2 separate regions of the Homo sapiens genome follow, and region 2 is linked to region 1. Evidence: chromatin contacts called from ENCODE Hi-C or POLR2A ChIA-PET data. All regions are on one chromosome and are shown on one strand. Each heading gives the region's core, a stretch centred on a gene start or an enhancer-like site at or near the end of the contact. The rest is flanking DNA. Distances are from core to core; before and after follow the strand shown. Region 1 overlaps RAPGEF1 (Rap guanine nucleotide exchange factor 1). Region 2 holds the start of RPL7A (ribosomal protein L7a).

What was found. Hi-C counts contacts between places; a loop is a spot of excess contacts on that map. ChIA-PET counts read pairs that join two places held with the same protein, here RNA polymerase II (POLR2A). Pooled maps may share reads with other maps.
Region 2: a pooled map shows a loop between it and region 1 (3-fold over the local background). The contact joins the promoter of RPL7A here to the enhancer-like site in region 1. A Hi-C loop is called at or near these places in 1 of 37 single-sample maps with no recorded cell type and 2 of 50 pooled maps. POLR2A ChIA-PET finds 5 or more read pairs at or near these places in 1 of 52 experiments (PC-9).

What each region holds. Positions count from the first base shown.
Region 1 is chr9:131,732,149-131,736,169 of GRCh38, forward strand. The region is part of intron 1 of RAPGEF1 (Rap guanine nucleotide exchange factor 1); the gene reads right to left. Among named protein-coding and RNA genes, the nearest start is that of RAPGEF1, 5.9 kb to the right of the region's middle. RefSeq lists silencers at 1,008-1,057, 1,434-1,728, 3,374-3,668 and enhancers at 2,948-3,077, 3,374-3,668. Within about 2 kb of position 1,568, at least 33 of the 41 ENCODE cell types and tissues checked have a DNase peak (open chromatin) inside an H3K27ac peak, as active enhancers do; they include PC-9, where a contact is called at or near this core.
Region 2 is chr9:133,346,841-133,351,013 of GRCh38, forward strand. RPL7A (ribosomal protein L7a) reads left to right here and starts at 1,378. Exons shown (of 8, transcript NM_000972.3): 1 at 1,378-1,406; 2 at 2,082-2,202; 3 at 2,711-2,860; 4 at 3,072-3,212; 5 at 3,400-3,479; 6 at 3,757-3,887; 7 at 4,162-4,173. The coding sequence starts at 1,404. MED22 (mediator complex subunit 22) reads right to left here and starts at 1,291. Exons shown (of 5, transcript NM_133640.5): 1 at 1,082-1,291. It overlaps SNORD24 (small nucleolar RNA, C/D box 24), which reads left to right and starts at 2,556; the gene lies at 2,556-2,630. It overlaps SNORD36B (small nucleolar RNA, C/D box 36B), which reads left to right and starts at 3,254; the gene lies at 3,254-3,324. It also overlaps SNORD36A and SNORD36C. RefSeq lists enhancers at 1,174-1,468, 1,330-1,799.

The DNA of each region.
Region 1 (4,021 bases), core at 318-2,817:
CCAGCCCTAGACAGCACACGCTGCACAGTCATCCTGGGAAAAGAGAGTAATGCTGCAGGAAGCCAGTCCTAAATCACATTCAAAGGCCAACTGAAAAAAAAAAAAATAACAAGTAGGGACAGGGATTCCTGGGATGGTGCTCATTATGGGTGTCAGGCTGAGTAGAGCTGGCACAGGCCTTGGTTTGTAAACACAGGGCAGAACGAGCATTACCTAAGAGCGCTTTGCTCCTGCACATCCCAAAGAACCAGGCAGTCACTACAAGTGGAAGCTCAAAGAACATGCACTCAAGTGGAAGCTCAAAGAACGTGCACTCAAGTGGAAGCTCAAAGAACGTGCACTGACCAATGGATGCGGCATCAGAACCGAGTGGCGGCTCAGCCTTCACGGTGTCCTGGCGTTCTCCCAGTGGTGTTCTGGGAATTTGATCCTAACCTCATCATTAGTGTTCAGAGGACTACAGGAAAACACAGAACCCCCAACTAACTGCACACCACTGATCAGATATTGGTCCTACTAATGTACCAAGAAACATCCTAATTGGCAATTTGAAACCACAATAAGCTACGTCTAAAGATAATTTGAGACTTGGAACCAGAAACTAAAATTCATTCTATGATAATATTAACTAAATTCACTCATTCTTTTAGTAAGTATTTACTGAGCACCTATTGCGTTCAAGGCACCGTAATGGCACCGCAGTGGTAGACACACTCCCTCACGGAGCTAATCATCTGTTTAACATTTCACTTGTTGATTTTTTAACTTGCAGAAAGGAAACTGGGGCTTTGATTTTGAATGAGTGAAACATCATTCTACTCAAGCATTGATCTGGGGCATTTCCATGGAATTTACTATATGTTAGAGGAAGAGAAGGCACAAAGAGCCCAGAGGAAGTTGATTTTGGTAGAGGCAGCTGTGAGAGCATCGAGGAAGTGGGTTTTCACATTGTGTTTGGGGTGGAGGGTCCAAGGAGGAGCCTCGGCCACAGCTAAGCAGGAAGGACTGCATTCAAAGAGGCTTCCCCATTAGTGGTTACCTAATGGCCTTCTTATGTATAAAAAAGGGCCTGCAGTCACGCATGCGGGGCTTCAAACCTAGATGACGGGTTGATAGGTGCAGCAAACCGCCACGGCACATGTATACCTATGTAACAAACCTGAACGTTCAGCACATGTATTCCAGAACTTAAAATTTAAAAAAGCCGGGGCGGGGGCGGGGGGGGGGGTGGTGCGGGGTTGGCGGGGGCAGTGGCTACAGCTTAAAAACACAAACAGAGGAGCGCTCCTTTTGAGTCCCACTCCTTCCTGGCACTGATGGGGAAAATAAGCCCCAGGAAAGGGTAAGAATCACCCAAGGACACAACTAAGATGTTCTCAAACAGATGACCAGAAACTAAGATGACTGGCCTGCTGGATGACAGATCCCTTAATAATTCACAAACGGTGGGTTTTATTTATTTACTCATAAAACAGCCTTTGGGGCAAGACGGGTGACGAGTCAGAGGAACACCTGTCCCGGCGGCGAGGCGGCCGCGGGGTGGGGCAGGCGGTGGGTTGTCAGGCCTCTCCTCTTTCCAGAGCGTGATCTTATCCTGGCCATGGGGAACACGCTCAGCTGGCCTGAGGTAAGACCCAGCCTGGCACTCAAGGCAATCTCCAATCCGGGCTACTTTGGGAGACATTTTTCTGCAAGCTCACACATGACTCATCTCTACAGACCTCCTATAAGGTCTCTTGGCTACAAGGAATCCCATTCAAACCGCCTCTGCCAACAGCTGCTCTGGAGACCAGGAAACATTTGGGGTTGCTGTGGTTGATTTTTCTAAAAACACACTTAGCTGGCATTAGTGCTATTTCTTATCTCTCTACAGCACTGTTAATGTGACTAGTATTACGAGTATCAGACGCAGTCTAAAGACTGTAGTGAGCCTCCCTTAATTTCATTGGTAGATCTTTTTTTTCAAAGATCAGAAAAGAGATTGAGAAGCCTGAAGAATTAAGATGGAAAGCTGTGTCCCCAGCAACCAGGGAGGCTCTAACCAGTGCTCTATAAAGGCAAGAAAGGGGGCCGGTTCCCCATTCCACTTCTCCAGGGCATGACCTTGGGCAAACAACCAAATTTCCCTGGGCCTTAGCTGCCCTGAGGGGCAAAAGAGGGATACTCCGCCCTGCCCTCACCCCCTGGGCTGTTGTGAGGATGAAATGAAATGAGGTAGTCTATAAATGCATTCTGAAAACCACAGGAAATTGCAGAGATGTTCAAGATCGTTCTGATTCTACCCCTGGACTGTGGCCTCCAGGGACAGGTTCCTGCTGGCTCCCTGCCACGAGGCATCACTTGGTGTTTGCCAACAAGGAGGCACTCAGTAAGTGTTAAAACGGGTGAGTGAAAGGAGGCAGAGCAGGTGCCATCAAAATGTCTCATTGCTTGACTGAGTATACTTTGACGACAAAAATTCCTAACTATGGAGGAAAAAGGAAGTACAAATTTGACGAGTTTAAAATTGATCGAAATACAATGACTGCCAATCTAAGAGGACCTCTTTCTCAGGCCACAAAAATGAGTAGCCCTACATCATAGGGCCTGTACTCTTAGTATCTGTTCTGAGAAAATATATCATGACAAAAATGTGACCATGAAATGCAGTCATTATAAATTTCTTTTCGATTTACAATAAAAGCATCTTCACACATTTGAAACCGTAGCACACTGAGCGTGAGACACCTATTTATTCCATCTTCAGGCAGCGTGCTGGGCAAGCCTGTGGCCACTTTAGCAGGCCCAGTGAACTGCTCCAAGGTGACAGGAGCTACAGCGCTGGCAGGAGGGTCTGGTAAATGATGAAACTCCCAGCCAGCCTGTGGTTCGCTGGGAGCACAGAGAGGAAGGAAAGGGACTTTAAAAACATACATACAAAACTGCTTAACTTATGGCCAGCCCAGTTAGAAGGTATGGCCCAGGAGGCCGGGATCTTTGCTGTGTCCCAAGAACAAGAACAACTCCAGGCCCTCAGGAGGTTGCTCCGTGAGGCAGGCGATGAGTGAAGCCACTGAAGGAGGGAAGAAAGGAATGAGTGACTGAAACTGACACATGCAGTCCAAGGACCTTCTTCCCTTCAGCTGAGGAGGCCTTGGTCTGCTCCCACCCCAGGAGACTGGTCCCCTACCCCACTGCCTGTGCCCAGCTAAGTGGACCCATCCTCCGCCTCTCACCTTAAGTCCCATTTTGTCACAGGAGCACAGGAGTTTCCTGACCATCCCTCCCCACTGCAAGTCTGATCTCTTGCCACCTTCCTGCTCACCCTGTGACACACAGAGGATGCCTGTATTCAGGGCAGGCAGCACGACATCTGCTGAGTTCACCACTGAGTCCCCAGAGCCTTGTACGGAGCCTGATGGAGCCGGTGCTCAATCCCTGATGAATGAGGGATGGAGTAATGAGTCAATGAAGGGATGGGGCAAAGGTTTCAAAGTCCAGACAAAAACAAACAAACATGAATCATTTCTCCGAGGAGGGGATGCAAACGCAAATGTCAAAAGTCCAAGTGGGCCGTCGGAGGTGTGGCTGGCTGTGGGAGTGGTGAGGGGCTCTGTGGGAGTGTCCGCCACCTGACTCCTGCCCATAGCTGCCTTGTAGGCAGGAACAAGCGCTCAGAGTTACCAGAGATTCTCATTTTTCAAGGAAATCAGGAACCAGGCTTTTGAGATTTTTGAGTGACTTCCTGATTTTTCAATATTGACCATCAATTCTTTTGTTTTTTTCCTCAAGAACACGTGCGGATCCAACCCAACATATCTGTGGACTGAATCCAGCCCGCAGCTGCCAGTCTGTGCTTAAGCTCCAAAAACATGACGGTATCAACTCTCCTCGCTCAATGTCTTTATTGGAAGATATATGAGCAAAAAGAACCACAGTAACTGCTTGCACAACCAGAACCATGTTCATTTGTTCTCCAAAGCAGCCTCTAAACAGCTGCATACATCTCCCATCAGTCTTCCAGAACAAATCCCTCTGAGCT
Region 2 (4,173 bases), core at 128-2,627, 1.6 Mb after region 1:
ATTCCATCAGCAGACACCGCAGGGGGTGCCAGGACTGGCCCCGCCTTTGCCAGAGCAAGCTCATCCTGGAACTCCTGGCCAGCCCTCCAAGCCCTGTCCAGGGCTCCAGTCCAGACTTCACGTCCAGGCCCACAGCGTGTCCCAGGGAGCCCTGCAAACTCAACACCAGCTCCCCGTCCCCAGCCCTTGGCTTAACTTCTTAGCCCGCCGCCACCTTCGCCACGCCCTCCCATCCGAAGAGTCCTTCCAATTCGACCCCTCTGCACCGCCTACATCCACGCTTTCCTTCCACTCCCACTCAGGCTGCCCCGCTCCAGACCTCATCCCTGCACTGCGGGCCCCGCTCCCTCCAGTCTCTGCGCGGCAGGGAAGAGGTCCTAAAAAGTGGTCATTCCAACCGGGCGCGGTGGCTCACGCCTGTAATCCCAGCACTTTGGGAGGCCGAGGCAGGGATCACCTGAGGTCAGGAGTTTGAGACTAGCCTGACCAACATGGTGAAACCCCAACTCTACTAAAAATACAAAAATTAGCCGGGCGTGATGGCAGGCGCCTGTAATCCCAGCTACTCGGGAGGCTGAGGCAGGAGAATCGCTTGAACCCGGGAAGCACAGGTCGCAGTGAGCCGAGATCGCGCCACTGCACTCCAGCCTGGGCGACAGGGGGAGACTACGTCTCCAAAAGAAAAAAAAAAGGGGGGTAATTCCACTCCCTCGCTTAACATCCCTCATGGTTCCCCGGTGCGCCGGGACAAGGGGCTCAAGTTCCGCGCCGCGCCTCTCGGCCTCTGCCCTCCAGCCGCACTGGACGGCCTCGGCGCTGGAGTTGCCTGGCCCTGGGGCCGGGCCTTTGCGCGCGGTGCTCAGGGAGGGCCCGGGGCCCCCTAGGTTCGGAGTCTGGCGCACGACCGAGCGGACTCCTGGACGCACTCGCATTGTTTGTGCCCATTTTTGGCGGGGTGTGGGAAATAAGTCACACGCAGGAAAGGGGATCTCCGACCCCAGCGCCTACGCACCCACCCACCCCCACTCCCGCCCACACACCCACCCCCCCTCCATCCCCACCCCCCACCACACCCTCATACCCGCCCCAGCGCCCGCACACCAGACGCCGCGTCCGCCGGGTCGGCCTAGGGCGGGGTGGTCAAGTGCCTCTGCGACCCGCACTTTCCCGCGTCTCTCCCACGGCCTGGCCCTCCCGCCGCAGTCTCTCTTCCCCGCCGCGCCGCGGTCCGAAAACCTAGTCAGCCGCCGCAGCCTCTCGGCCCCGCCTCGATTTTTAGCTTTATAGGAATGCTGTTGCTTTAAATCCGAAATCCCGTGCCGGTATCAACTCTCGCGATCTCCGAGGCCGCATACATATTACCCACAATTCCCTTTCCTTTCTCTCTCCTCCCGCCGCCCAAGATGGTGAGTGAGCTGTAGTTCCGTGGCACTATAGCCAGGTTCCGGCTGTATCCGCTGCCATCCTCCTCCAGGCGCGGCCTCGGAGGGCCTCCTGCTCCTCCTGGCGCTAGGAGAGCCCCACTCGGTGTGGCACGGAGACACCGAGGTGGATTAGAGCCCCACTTGGTGTGGCACGGAGACATTGAGATGGACTAGAGCCCCGGGCGGCCGAGAGCGGAATGCGTTGTTCCCGGTGTCGCAGGGCTGGGTGTCGCAGGCCTGGAGCACCGCAGTGCGGGGCTCGGAGCCCTAGCGTCTCTCGGGCTTGCTGGGGGCCGCTCCAGAGGCCTTGTGAGCGACGAGTTCTGAGCCCGCCCCTGTTGCTTCTAGAGCCTGTGGGGCCGCGACTCAGAGGAGTCATGAGTCCGGGGTGTCTCCTGGGTGGGCGACGCGAAGAGAGCGTGGTCTCGGGCTTAGCCTTGCTCTGGCCACTCGGGGTTCCCGGGGCTGCATGCTTGTGCGGCTGAATGTGAGATGCTCCTGTCGAGGGGTGGTGCTGGGGGGTTGCAGAAAGCTGCTCGCCAGCTTAGTTCAGGCAGGTGCTGTCAGCGTCCCTTGTTTTGGAGGAGCCAGCCTGAGCCCTACCCCCGACGAAGCGAGTGGAGGCGGCGGTTTAACTGACGTTTTCTTTCTGCCCAGCCGAAAGGAAAGAAGGCCAAGGGAAAGAAGGTGGCTCCGGCCCCAGCTGTCGTGAAGAAGCAGGAGGCTAAGAAAGTGGTGAATCCCCTGTTTGAGAAAAGGCCTAAGAATTTTGGCATTGGTAAGTAACAAACGGCAGAATGAAAACGGTCTATGTTTTTCTCAAGGGAAGGTGGTAATTGGGTTGTGTTGTATCTTGTAGGTTTTAGTGGGTGTAAAGTGGTCGCAGTCCTTAATTTGTGTCTCTTAGAGACGGGGGCAATGATACATGCTTCTTGCTTTCATTGGGAGTTGCTGAGCGAGCATTCAGCTCAATATGGTAGTGGCCTTGAATTCAGCTTAGCCATCTGGAAACAAGTACAGTAGCAGTGTCGCAGCGAGGTACTAGGACTGCAATTCTGCTGTACTTCGTGGCACCTTGGCTTCTTGTTAGATGAGGAAAAGCATCGTGCTCTTTGTTCTCAGGTGTTTGTGTGCAGATGATGTAAAAGAATATTTGCTATCTGAGAGATGGTGATGACATTTTAAACCACCAAGATCGCTGATGCACCAACACCCTTCCTAGTGGCCCCAGACATGAACTTGACATGGAATTTGAGCCTCACTCGGTGTCACCCTTTACTTCTCAGGACAGGACATCCAGCCCAAAAGAGACCTCACCCGCTTTGTGAAATGGCCCCGCTATATCAGGTTGCAGCGGCAGAGAGCCATCCTCTATAAGCGGCTGAAAGTGCCTCCTGCGATTAACCAGTTCACCCAGGCCCTGGACCGCCAAACAGGTGAGGTTCTGTGGCGTGGAAAGGAGTTTCTCAGGCAAGGATTCCTTATTTCATCCAGAACATGAGGGGGATGGTCTTAGGCTTCTTGAACTGCAGTTGTCATTAAATTATAGTCATATAGCAGGACCGCAGTCCAGCATTTGTTATTAAGTGTTAAGTGACAAGGATTAGAACCTTGACTCCAAGCCTAAACTGAAGAGTGTTTTTCCAGCTACTCAGCTGCTTAAGCTGGCCCACAAGTACAGACCAGAGACAAAGCAAGAGAAGAAGCAGAGACTGTTGGCCCGGGCCGAGAAGAAGGCTGCTGGCAAAGGGGACGTCCCAACGAAGAGACCACCTGTCCTTCGAGCAGGTGAGTAGGCCCCACCTTAGGGTGAACACTGGGGGCGGGCTGTTGCAGTGATGTAAAATTTCTTGGCCTGAAATTACTGTGAAGAGTAAAACCGAGCTTTTTAACACTGAGTCAGCAGCTGAGCCCAGCAGCTTCTTGTGACTAGAGCAGGCCCTGTGAGTGCTCACAAAGTGGTTGTGTGTTCTAGGAGTTAACACCGTCACCACCTTGGTGGAGAACAAGAAAGCTCAGCTGGTGGTGATTGCACACGACGTGGATCCCATCGAGGTGCGTTTGCCTGTTGACTGCTAACCCAAGGGCTTCTGGCAGTACCAGGAAGAGAGAGTAGACCTAATGCCAAGTCAGTGATGGGACCGAAGTGGGTGAGGGCAGTACTGACACAGATCCAACACATGCGTGGCTCTTGCAATGATGTGAATCTCTCACTGAATTCAACCTTGAAGTGCGAATCCATGAGCTTTTTAACCCTGAGCAATTGTTACAAGCTAACTGAAATTTGCTGCTTTTGGTCAAAATACAGTCTTCAGCTAATGCTTTCTTCCAGCTGGTTGTCTTCTTGCCTGCCCTGTGTCGTAAAATGGGGGTCCCTTACTGCATTATCAAGGGAAAGGCAAGACTGGGACGTCTAGTCCACAGGAAGACCTGCACCACTGTCGCCTTCACACAGGTGAACTCGTAAGTACACAGCCTGGCCCCAAACTTCCCCCCAGTTCATTTAATCCATGCCTCACAGTTGTTTCCTTTTGCCTTAAAGGCCAATCTTTTAGTTTAAGAAATATATTTATCTGAACTTTTGCCAATGATGGTTAAGAATTTCTTCACCTGAATAAACCATGTGGTCAGCATTGCATCTGAGGCAAAAGACTGTCTTGAGCTAAAAGGTATTTTTGCATTCTAAAAGGGAAACTAAGGCAAAAAACCCACTTTTGTTTCCCCTCCTGCCTTTTAGGGAAGACAAAGG